Linked DNA regions of Mus musculus: region 1 is linked to region 2. A link is a contact called in ENCODE Hi-C or POLR2A ChIA-PET data. All regions are on one chromosome and are shown on one strand. The core of a region is the stretch at or near the end of the contact, and the rest is flanking DNA. Distances in the headings are between cores, read along the strand shown.

Region 1 (5,131 bases), core at 1,906-4,405, 43 kb before region 2:
TCACTGCATTCCAGTTCCTACTAATCTTTCTTCTTTAGCTCATGCTTCAGATGAAAGAGAACTAATGGGCTAAGGAGCACTCCCCAGCTGTCAGTACTAAACTCTGTTAGCCCGTGTAGTATTGACAGAGTAATAACCACCATCACAGAATGAAATTCCATCAGCAGAGTGACTTTCCTTGATGACAGTAAAAATGAGACAAGGGATGAAGAGGTGGCTCAGTGATTAACTTTCTCACTGTTCTAGAAGACCAGAGTTCTGTTCCTAATCCCATATTGGGTAACTCACAACCTGCTAGAACATCTATCACCAAGGAAATCTGAAGCCTCTGGCTTCTAGAACACCTGCTCTCATGAGCAGATAAACAGTTTAAAAGAATAAAATCTTAAAAAACAACAACAACAACAACAAAAAAAAACCCATGACTGGCCAGTAGTACTCAACTGTTAGTCTCAACTACTTGAGAGGCTGAAGGGGATCTCTTTACTTGAAGTTCAGGACAAGCCTGGACAATACAGTATAACTTCTCTTTTAAAAATATCTACACCCCCCCACCCAGCTGTGTGTGGTGGCACACGCCTTTAATCCCAGCACTTGGGAGGCAGAGGCAGGTGGACTTCTGAGTTTGAGGCCAGCGTGGTCTACAAAGTGAGTTCCAGGACAGCCAGAGCTGGGCTATACAGAAAAACCCTGTCTAGAAAAAAAAAAAAAAAAAAGTGGGAATGGGTAAGGCCCTAGTTTTTATTCTTAGTACCTTAACCCCCTACAAGACCCAATGATAACCAAGCAGTTGTACTACACATCTTTATGAAGGCAGAGGGAAGCAGAGTTTGAGGCCAGACTGGTCTATATAGTGAATTCTAGGACAGCCTGGGCTACAGAGAAACCCTGTCTCAAAAAGATGAAAGGTAAATTATACCCACACATAGACTATCAACAAACTGCCTATAATTATGTAACATGAAAGATGTAAAAAATTACTAATAAATAATAATGGTGAGCACTGAGCCAGATAGAGTACACAGAAGCTGAGGCAAAAGGGTTACAAGTTTTAGAGCAGCTTCAGCTACATCTCAGTCTCAGGTGGGAATACTTGAGTATGCATTCTTACCCACGTATGGATGGGCTTATGGAACTCAGAGGTCGGGTGGTGGTCCCTTAGTCACTCTAATTCTGGGTTGGTGCTGACCTCACAAAGCCTGAAGTTCCTGATTAGACCAGCACAGCCCCCCAGTGCAGGGAGGGATACAGGAACATCCCACCACTCCTGGATTTTTAGGGAGTTACTGGGAATCCAAACTCATTTTGCTTTTGAGGCAGGTACTTACTGAGTCACCTCTCCAGGCCTGATCCAACATTTTGATATCTGTGTTCCCATTTCTAGAACCTAAGTGTTTATTCCAGTTGTTTGTAAATACAGTTGATAACTTAAAAGCCCCCAAAACAGATGCTAGCCTTTGATACTCATAAGCTAGCCTGGAGAGTTAGTTGAAGCAGCTTTCAAGTTAGGGAGGGGTCTCAGTTTGGAAACAGCCTGGTTTATACAAGAACAGATCCAAGGGGAAAAGTGCATAAGCTATCCTAGAAACATATGCATTTGGATCTTTTGCAGAGGATCCAAATGTACTCTACATTGCCAAGAAAGAGCTAGTCAGGTGAGTGATACTAACATACCACTTAGTATCTGCTGCTTAGAGCTGGCAAGATGGCTTGGTAGAAAAGGGCACTTAAATTTGTTTCCCATGTGGTAGTTATTAGAAACACTATGGCAGTAGAGGAATCACACACACAATATAAGAGCCTGCATTTGAACATTAGGTACTTCTTTATACTGATTGTTCACACAGTTTCATCAAGGTCCAACATAGAAACTGACAATAAAATAGAATATATAATGCATTTGATCTGAGATGAAACTGAAGAAAAAAAAAAAACAGCAAAACAGAACACTTTATTTCAGTCAGTCAGTCAGTCCAGAATGTCTAAAAAAGCACATTATCAGTTGGTTAGGGCAATAAGAGCCTCCACCACATTGCCCATGTGTTCCCTCAAGCTCCTTTCTGCTGCTGCTCGAGAGATCTCCATTTCCGTCATCTGCAAAAGGGAAAATCACGTCACCAAAGCCTCTTCTCCACTTGTTTCAGGAGCCCAAATTAGGTAGCACTTCTCTTGTGAATCCATTAAAAAATTAATACTCACTATCAACTCCAGATCTTCCTTCTTGATAGTGACCTTCGCCAGTTCCTTCTCCCTGTAAATATTTATACATTTCTTTTCATTCTCTGCCTCTGCTATAAACTCCCAGAAGGAACACTCCCAGCTACTCACTGAAAATGGGTGGAACAAGGTTTACTGAAAATAGCAAATAAACGCGCCAACTCTTTCCCCTGGAGGTTTTACAGTAAGGTATCCTGGAATCTTTCCTTCCACTAACAAAGTTGTAATCCCTAGATCTGTAGAAATTGGTTAAAGACGTAAACTTTTTTTTCCCCTGGAGAACGAGGACCTACCGGTAGTGCTGGTGGTGTGCTTTAAACTTACCGCTCTTGTTTGGCCTTTTGTTCCCTGGACCGTCTGTCTCCAATGACGGACATAGCCTGTAGAAAACACGAGTCAAGTTATCTACCACCGTGCCACGCAAATTTTCTGATCTAAAACGCAATACCAAAAATAAAAACCACGTGGTTTTCAGGTATTCACAACTACGAGTGTTCTCAGGACCAAAGGACTACGCCTAATTTCGTGCACATGAGATCTATTTAGGCCCAATCTCTATCGAATTCTTAAGCAAACAGCAGACTGGGTGGGTGCTGTCGCTTAGCCCCACCCTACTGCCAAATCCCACCATTGCTATCAGCCTTCCCGGAGCCCCAGTGAGCAGCAAACCGGTCAGTCTCACCTCTCTCCCGCCCCTCTCTCAACCCCTCATACAAGCTCCCAGCCAACTTCACCGTTTCAAGATTCGAACTCTGGATCTCCTTCTCCTCCGCATAGTCAGTAACCCGCTCTAGGTCAGCAGCACCACTGTCATGTTTCCTTGGCTTCTCGGGAGGCCGCTCCGGGCCGCTGGTCTCGGTCTCTAACTCCAACTCCACGTCTCCCTCGGTCGCCATTTCGATCTCACCGCGCCGCCGCATAGGCTGCCGCTTCACAACTTCCGGCAACCCTCACAGCTTCCGCCCAGATAAGGGGCGGGGTAGGCGTGGACCACACCTTTGTGCCTGTCTTGAGAAGCTTCAGCTAGCAAAGAGGTTCGCTTTTGACTTCCTCTCCAGCTTGTTTTCTGCAGTCTCCTTCGACTATCTGTTCACTACCCACACCACCAAGGCACATTGTTCCTAAGAGCAATCCTTTCACACATAGAGACACACACATGGAATTCTGTCCAATCAAGGTGGCTAATCCTAAACCAATTAAAAAACCTAATCCCTAGACCTGATAGGCCAACTGCTCCTAATCTCAGAATAACAGTCCGAATGATCCCGAATAGGAAGCCCGGCGAAGGCATCTTCACAAGACTATTTGCATCTATCTACCACTTCCTGGTAACCTGTATTCATTTTATGACATGTCTATGCTGCCTTAAGACGAATGATTAGGCCAGCAAAGCGACTGTCCAATGGGCGAAAATCCCGAGAAGCTGCTGTTTCTCGTCAGTTTTTCCAATACTGGATCTACATCTAACAAAAATGATGGGTGCAAAAGTTGTCACCGGCCGGAGCACCACCCAGGGTCTTGCACAGCAGCACGGTGGAGTCAGTAATGTAGTGGAAACCCCCTTCAATCAGGTGAGACATTTGGGAAGAGATAGCTAAAAAGCTAGGAGTTGGGATGAGAAACCTGGTTCTTTGCCTGGGTAATAGGTAAACATCTCATTCCACATTCCCAGCCATAGATCATTAGGAAAAAGTTAAGTGGTTCAAGAATACACCAAAGTTTAAAGTTCTTGCAATGAAAACCTTACTAGTGCTTTGTGGAAGGTAATCCTAAGAGGCTCATAACCAGACAGAAGGATGGAGGGTTTGGGAATTTGACCATTGGTTAACCCCACACCCTTTGAAAAACTCTGCATTGCTTCTATCCCCAGGCATCCTGCTGTGGACCTGTTTCTTGGACCAGTGGCTGCCACTCTCTGACAGAGTCTAGGTGTAGCCGCCTGCTCTACATCCTCCTCCACGTGGGAGCCTCAGCAATCTGCTGCCTCCTGCTTTCGAAGACAGTGGTAGAAAGGGTCTGGGGCAAAGCACATGGGGTAAGTCGGCAAGGGTTGCAATGTGAGGGAAAAAAAAAAACCTTTAAGATTTGGGACAGGGAGCAAAGGAGTCAACCTACCAGTAAAAAGTTGAGACTGTCCATAGATTGTGGCTGGCCCTGACTTTTCTCACAACCAACTCCCTGCAGATCCAGATGCCCTCAGTGCTATGTGCCCACCTGTTTGGCAGCTCGGACTGCCCAGTTCTCAGTGGCTCTGGCGCTGTGTATCGAGTGTGTGCAGGAACTGCCACCTTCCACCTGCTGCAGGCTGTGCTGCTAGTTCGCCTCCACTCCCCCACCAACCCTCGGGCACAGCTGCATAACAGGTTTGTGTTTAATTTTTTGGATGGGGATGGGATAGAGGGAAGTAGACACAAGCTGGCTAAAAGAAACTCCAGGATGAAGAAAGAACACTGTAATAAAGAAAGTATGTTTATAAACTCCTGGGCTCTAAATTTTAAGTAATAGTTATATGCAAACCTTCTCTAACTGTAGTGTTGCTCAGATGTGACTGTGGCATCCGAGTTAGAACTTGGACTACAATGGGTTGGGGCTGGTTCCACCTGCCATACTTTTTTTCTTTCTCTCCTTTGCCTATTCTCCTCAATCTGGTTTTCTCTCTACCCTAACTAGCTTCTGGAGCCTCAAGCTGTTGTTCCTGTTAGGTCTCTGTGTCGTTGCCTTCTGCATCCCTGATGAGGATCTCTTCCCAGGTACTCTTCATCTTACACTGTGATCAGCAAGAGTAGGCTACAACTTCCTACTTAAGAGCAGGAAGCTGGACTTACATTACACACCTGTAATCCTAGCATTCAGGAGAGTGAAGCAGGATTGAGTTTGAGACCTGCCTAGGCTATGCAGCATTTTAATCAAAAGG
Region 2 (4,814 bases), core at 2,206-4,705:
GACACTAAGGACCAGAGTTTCAATCTCCAGCATCCAATGTAAATCCTAGGCAGTAATGGTCACCCAGCTGTAATTCTAAAGCCCTGGGAAGGCAAGAATCACTAGCACCATGAACTGCATAACAAGTGTTATTTATTGTTACTGTTGTAGAGGGTAGCATAGTACTCAGCGCCAAGCACAAGTTAAAGTCATATGCTTGATCCTTAGTACTACAGGGGAAAAGAGTATCATAAAAATCTACAACACAAGTAGATGTTTAAGACTTAAAACATTTAAACACCGCTATTTCTCACAGAGAAATTAAGATACTCATATCTCTACAAATACACAGGTTAGCAAACAGTGTAATTCACACCTGTAATCCAAGTATTTAGGTGGTGAAGACAGGATGACAGCCCATGGCCAGCCTCCAGTACATAAAATCTTGTTTCAAATAAAACAAAACCTCATAACCTTAACAGTGGCCTGCAAAGAAATCTTTCACTTTCACTTACAAAGTTAAAGAGGTAGATCTACATGAAGATGGAACCTAGAGCCCAGGTTGAGGTACCCAAGCTCTTTGTCTACTGTACTAAGTTCCAGACTCCATTTTGACCCCTACCACTTAGAGCACTTATTTCAAGTTATGGGTGTGTGCACATGAATGCGAGTGCCCAGGAAGGCCAAAAGGCCACACTCTTCAGTTTCCTTTGCAAAAGCCAGTGCTCTTAACTGCTGAGCCAGCTTTCCAGTCCCCATTTTACTATTACATTTCTCGATTGATGTGGTGGTACACACCTCTAATCTCAGTACGCAGAGGCGGGTGGATCAGGTCCAGGTCAGCCAGAGCTATACAATAAAACCCTATCTCAAAAATTTCTATTTGCGCGCTGGAGAGATGGCTCAGTGGTTAAGAGCACTGACTGCTCTACTGAAGGTCCTGAGTTCAAATCCAGCAACCACATGGTGGCTCACAACCATCCGTAATGAGATCTGGCACTCTCTTCTGGTGTGTCTGAAGACAGCTACAGTGTACTTAGATATAAATAAACCTTAAAAAAAAAACTGGGTAGTGGTTGCACATCCTTAAAAAAAAATTTCTATTTGCTAACAGGGGATGGTACTGCTGTTATATGCAAGGGAAAAGAGTAAATCAGTCAATCAATTAATCAATCTCCAGAGCTTGGTGTGGTGGCTATACGCTCAGCATTTGGGGAGACTCAAGGGTAAGGAATTCGAGCCCAACCTGAGCTACTTAAGACTTTGTCTCAGAAAAACAAGCAAACTAACAAATTTAAAAAAATTTTTACAACTGTTAAAATAGATGAGTATGTAGAAATAATGAAATTACTAACAGGAGACTTCCTTCACTTTAAACTGCCTCCTCAGAAAACCAATCTTTCCTACTGGCAATGTGGAAGATGACTTTATCTTCTCAGCCAACTAAAAGCAGACACCACAGCAGAAATCCACGCAACTCTTAAATCGCTCAATGTACGATGGGATATGTAGTCTTGTGGAAAGCAGGCACAACAATTTTTAGTAGAAAGACAAGTCTGAAGTCAGGTGCCTGGGGCATTCAGAATAAAAGGATCATGAAATGAAGGCTAACTAGGCAATAGGAGACCCTATCTCAAAAGAAAAAGAAAAAAAAAAGAGGCTAGAGTAAGAAGAGGTCAGCCTAGAGTGTACAGAGACTTGTTTCTTAAGAATATATATGTTCTCATGTGTGTGTGTTTCAATGGGGATTGGACATGCTAGGCAAGCACTGAACCATATTCCAAAGCCTTGACTAAAAACTCTAATTGTGTAAGAGCCCACAATTCTTCAATTGTATGACCTCCTTCAGACAAAGAAGCCAGACCCAAGCGACACCCCCTCAGTTAACAGCACCATTATGTAACTATGATAAATTCGGAGAGAACACGAATTCTAGAGACATATAGATGCTATCTATAATGTGTAATCAATGTGACTGTCAACCACAGAAGCCTGAACTGAAACACAATTTGCTTCCTGCCTCTTTAGGCAGTCTTCACTACAGGACTTTTGAGTGTGACCATCTAAGTCAGAGAAGCTAGAGATGTTAACAATCCCACTGGGTCAGAAGCAAAGGTAAGTTACAGTGTAACTATCACACTCTGTCTTACTGATACTTTTGAACAGGTTTGAATTAAGGGTCATTGTGCTAGGAGGGAAAAAATATTGACATCCTCTAAACTGTATGCCCTTGTAATAAATAATTGGTAAATTATCCTATCCACTACTCTAAGTGACAAAACTAGAAATCCTATTTGCTCTCCCTTCCCAAGCAAAGTTTTTATTTGGGGTCACACCCACTCGATAGAACTTACCCTTTTCTTAGGTTAAGCAGTGGTAACTTTCTTATCCAGAATGTTATCATTTTCTAGAATTATTTAATACTGAAATTATGATAGGTCCTAGTGAAATAATTCTTGTTGGTTTACTCTTTTAATAAGAGGCCTCTGCAGCTTAATGTAAAATAGTGTAAGCCATGCCATGAACCAACTAATGGCCTGTCTCAAGAAAGCACTTAGGATCTTTCTGCAGCTACAGAGTGACCTTGGTTAGAAACCAATGGCTCTAATGGGGTGGAGACAAAAAGAGAAAAAAAAAAAACCCCAGAACCTCACCACTTAAAAGAGGACCTCTGCCTCCTCTCTGAAGGCTTTGGGATGCCAGCCTTGTCTGCAGACCTGGGGACACATACACTGACTCACCTAGATACTGAAAGATAGACCGGAGGGGGAGGGGATGGGAGAACCCTCCACATAGGAAGTGCTGCAAGAACGCGGAGGTAAGGACGTGGCCCTACCCTGGAGTTTAGGCTTTCTGCTTTCCGGATCTGCCCCCGTCCCCACCCTACCTCGTCCTCACCCCACCCCCCACCCCGGGCGGAGCGCCTCCCGGTTCCCCACCGACTGGCAATGAGGCAGCCGCAGCCAGGCCTGCTAGATAGTGGAGGGCGCCCGCGCTGCGTAGGCCCAACCGCTCCCGCGCCCAGCCGGTCCTCCGGCCCTGATCCCGCAAAGTGGCCTCACCAGGGGGCGAAGAACTCGACTAGCATGAGCCCCGCCGAGCCCGTGTCGGAGACGCGACTCTCGAAGTTTTCGTCCGTCAGTTCCAACACATCGGAGGCGGCGGCGAGACGGGCCGAGGCGAGCAGCAGCGCCACGCCCGGGAGCAGAGCTAGGCAGCTGAAGCGCATGGCGGCGGGTCGCGGTCGGAGGGCCGGGACCGGAGAAATGAGATGGGAGAGCCCGCAATCTGCAGCCGCTTGCCTGCGCTCGCGCGTCTGGCCCGGGCAGACCCGCTGCCGAGGTCCCAACCCCCTAGGCCTGCTCGGGGCCCGCAGTGTGGCAGCCGCCGATTGGCTGCGTCACGCAGCGTCGGGCGGGCGGAACAGCTGGTAACTGCCGATTGGCGGGCGCGCGGGGCGAGGCGGGGCGGACGCTTAGGCGAACGCCCGCCGGTCTGGCTGTGGCGGAGGCCTGGACGGGGGGTCGGTGGGAAGTAGGGGGCTCAGCGAAGCCGGAGCGGCCCTGAGCGCCACCCGCTGGGGAGGAGTGAAGCTCTGGGCGCCGGCGCGGAAGGCGGAGGGGTGAAGTCAGGGCTGAGTGGGCGGAAGTGAGGCCCGCGAAAGGGCTGGAGGGGAGCTTGAGCTGTCTGTCCGGCTCCCTCCCTCCGGGGCATTGGGGCGCGCACGCACTTGAGCGCACCGCGACACGTTTTCCAAATGTCAGGCTGTTGCTTTGTCCAATTATAGGGCGTAGTAAGTCTACATCCTGCCGCTGCCCTACCTCGTATCCTGCTTTGTCAGGTCCACGTGAGGTCTGTATTCTTTGTCCAGCCTTAGGCCTCTGCCCTCCCTGCCTGCTGCTCCCCCCCCCCCCATTGTTGTTTGTTGGTTTGTTTGAGAGGGTGGGTAGCTGAGGATTGAGCCCAGAACCTTGCACATTGCTGGGCAAGTGATCCAACACTGGATTACATCCCTAGTCCTCTTTTGACTTTTTGAGTCATGTTCACACCAAGGTGTCCAGGCTGGCCTTGACTTCATACTGTAATCCGCGAAGGTCTAGAACTTTCCATCCTCTGGCCTCAGCCTCTCGAGTGGCTGAGACTGATAGTGTGCACTACGTACTAATAGGCACAGGCTCAGCTTTCACCTTTTTTTTTTTTTTTTTTTTTTTTTGAGGCAAGGAGGATTGGCTGCCCTGGAACTCACTATATAGACCAGGCAAATGTGGAACTCAACAGAGATCCACCATCCTCTTGAGACTGGAATATCTGTCTACACTGCCTGCCTTTTAAACTGATTTTTGTTTGTTTTTCAAGATAGTTTCTCTGTGTAGCCCTGGCTGTCCTTCACTAGGCTGTCTTTGAGCTCTGAGATTTGCCTGCCTCTATCTCCAGAGCGCTGGGATCCAAGCCATGGGCCACCTGCCTAACATTTAAGCCTAATTTTCAAAAAGAAGTGTTTAATTACAAATGCTGTCAGAAAGTGAAAATAACCCGAATATTTAGTTAGCTGTGAAGATATTTCTTATGACTTTTGTTTTTGTTTTTTTTTTGTTGTTGTTGTTGTTTTTGGCTTTTCGAGACAGGGTTTCTCTGTGCAGCCCTGGCTGTCCTGGAACTCACTTTATAGACCAGCCTGGCCTCTAACTCAGAAATCCGCCTGCCTCTGCCTCCCAAGTGCTGGGATTAAAGGCGTGCACCACCACTGCCTAGCTTCTTATGACTTTTATGTCTTTTGCTTAGATGAAAAACAAAATCCGTACCGAACAACAACAAAATACCTTTGAGTCTTTCAA

The links. A loop is a pair of places that touch in the nucleus more often than their neighbours do. ChIA-PET counts read pairs that join two places held with the same protein, here RNA polymerase II (POLR2A).
Region 1: POLR2A ChIA-PET joins it to region 2 with 43 read pairs in Patski. The contact joins the promoter of Hypk here to the promoter of Catsper2 in region 2. A Hi-C loop is called at or near these places in 10 of 37 maps with a recorded cell type or tissue (T-helper 1 cell, T-helper 17 cell, adrenal gland and 4 more). POLR2A ChIA-PET finds 5 or more read pairs at or near these places in 4 of 5 experiments (Patski and embryonic stem cell).

Annotation. Positions count from the first base shown.
Region 1 is chr2:121,455,112-121,460,242 of GRCm38, reverse strand. It overlaps Hypk (huntingtin interacting protein K), which reads right to left and starts at 3,155. Exons shown (of 4, transcript NM_026318.3): 1 at 2,952-3,155; 2 at 2,542-2,597; 3 at 2,200-2,251; 4 at 1,803-2,094. The coding sequence starts at 3,137. The coding sequence ends at 1,999. Serinc4 (serine incorporator 4) reads left to right here and starts at 3,479. Exons shown (of 12, transcript NM_001025371.2): 1 at 3,479-3,788; 2 at 4,088-4,252; 3 at 4,402-4,580; 4 at 4,888-4,967. The coding sequence starts at 3,690.
Region 2 is chr2:121,412,433-121,417,246 of GRCm38, reverse strand. It overlaps Catsper2 (cation channel, sperm associated 2), which reads left to right and starts at 3,455. Exons shown (of 13, transcript NM_153075.3): 1 at 3,455-3,831. Pdia3 (protein disulfide isomerase associated 3) reads right to left here and starts at 3,345. Exons shown (of 13, transcript NM_007952.2): 1 at 3,042-3,345. The coding sequence starts at 3,208.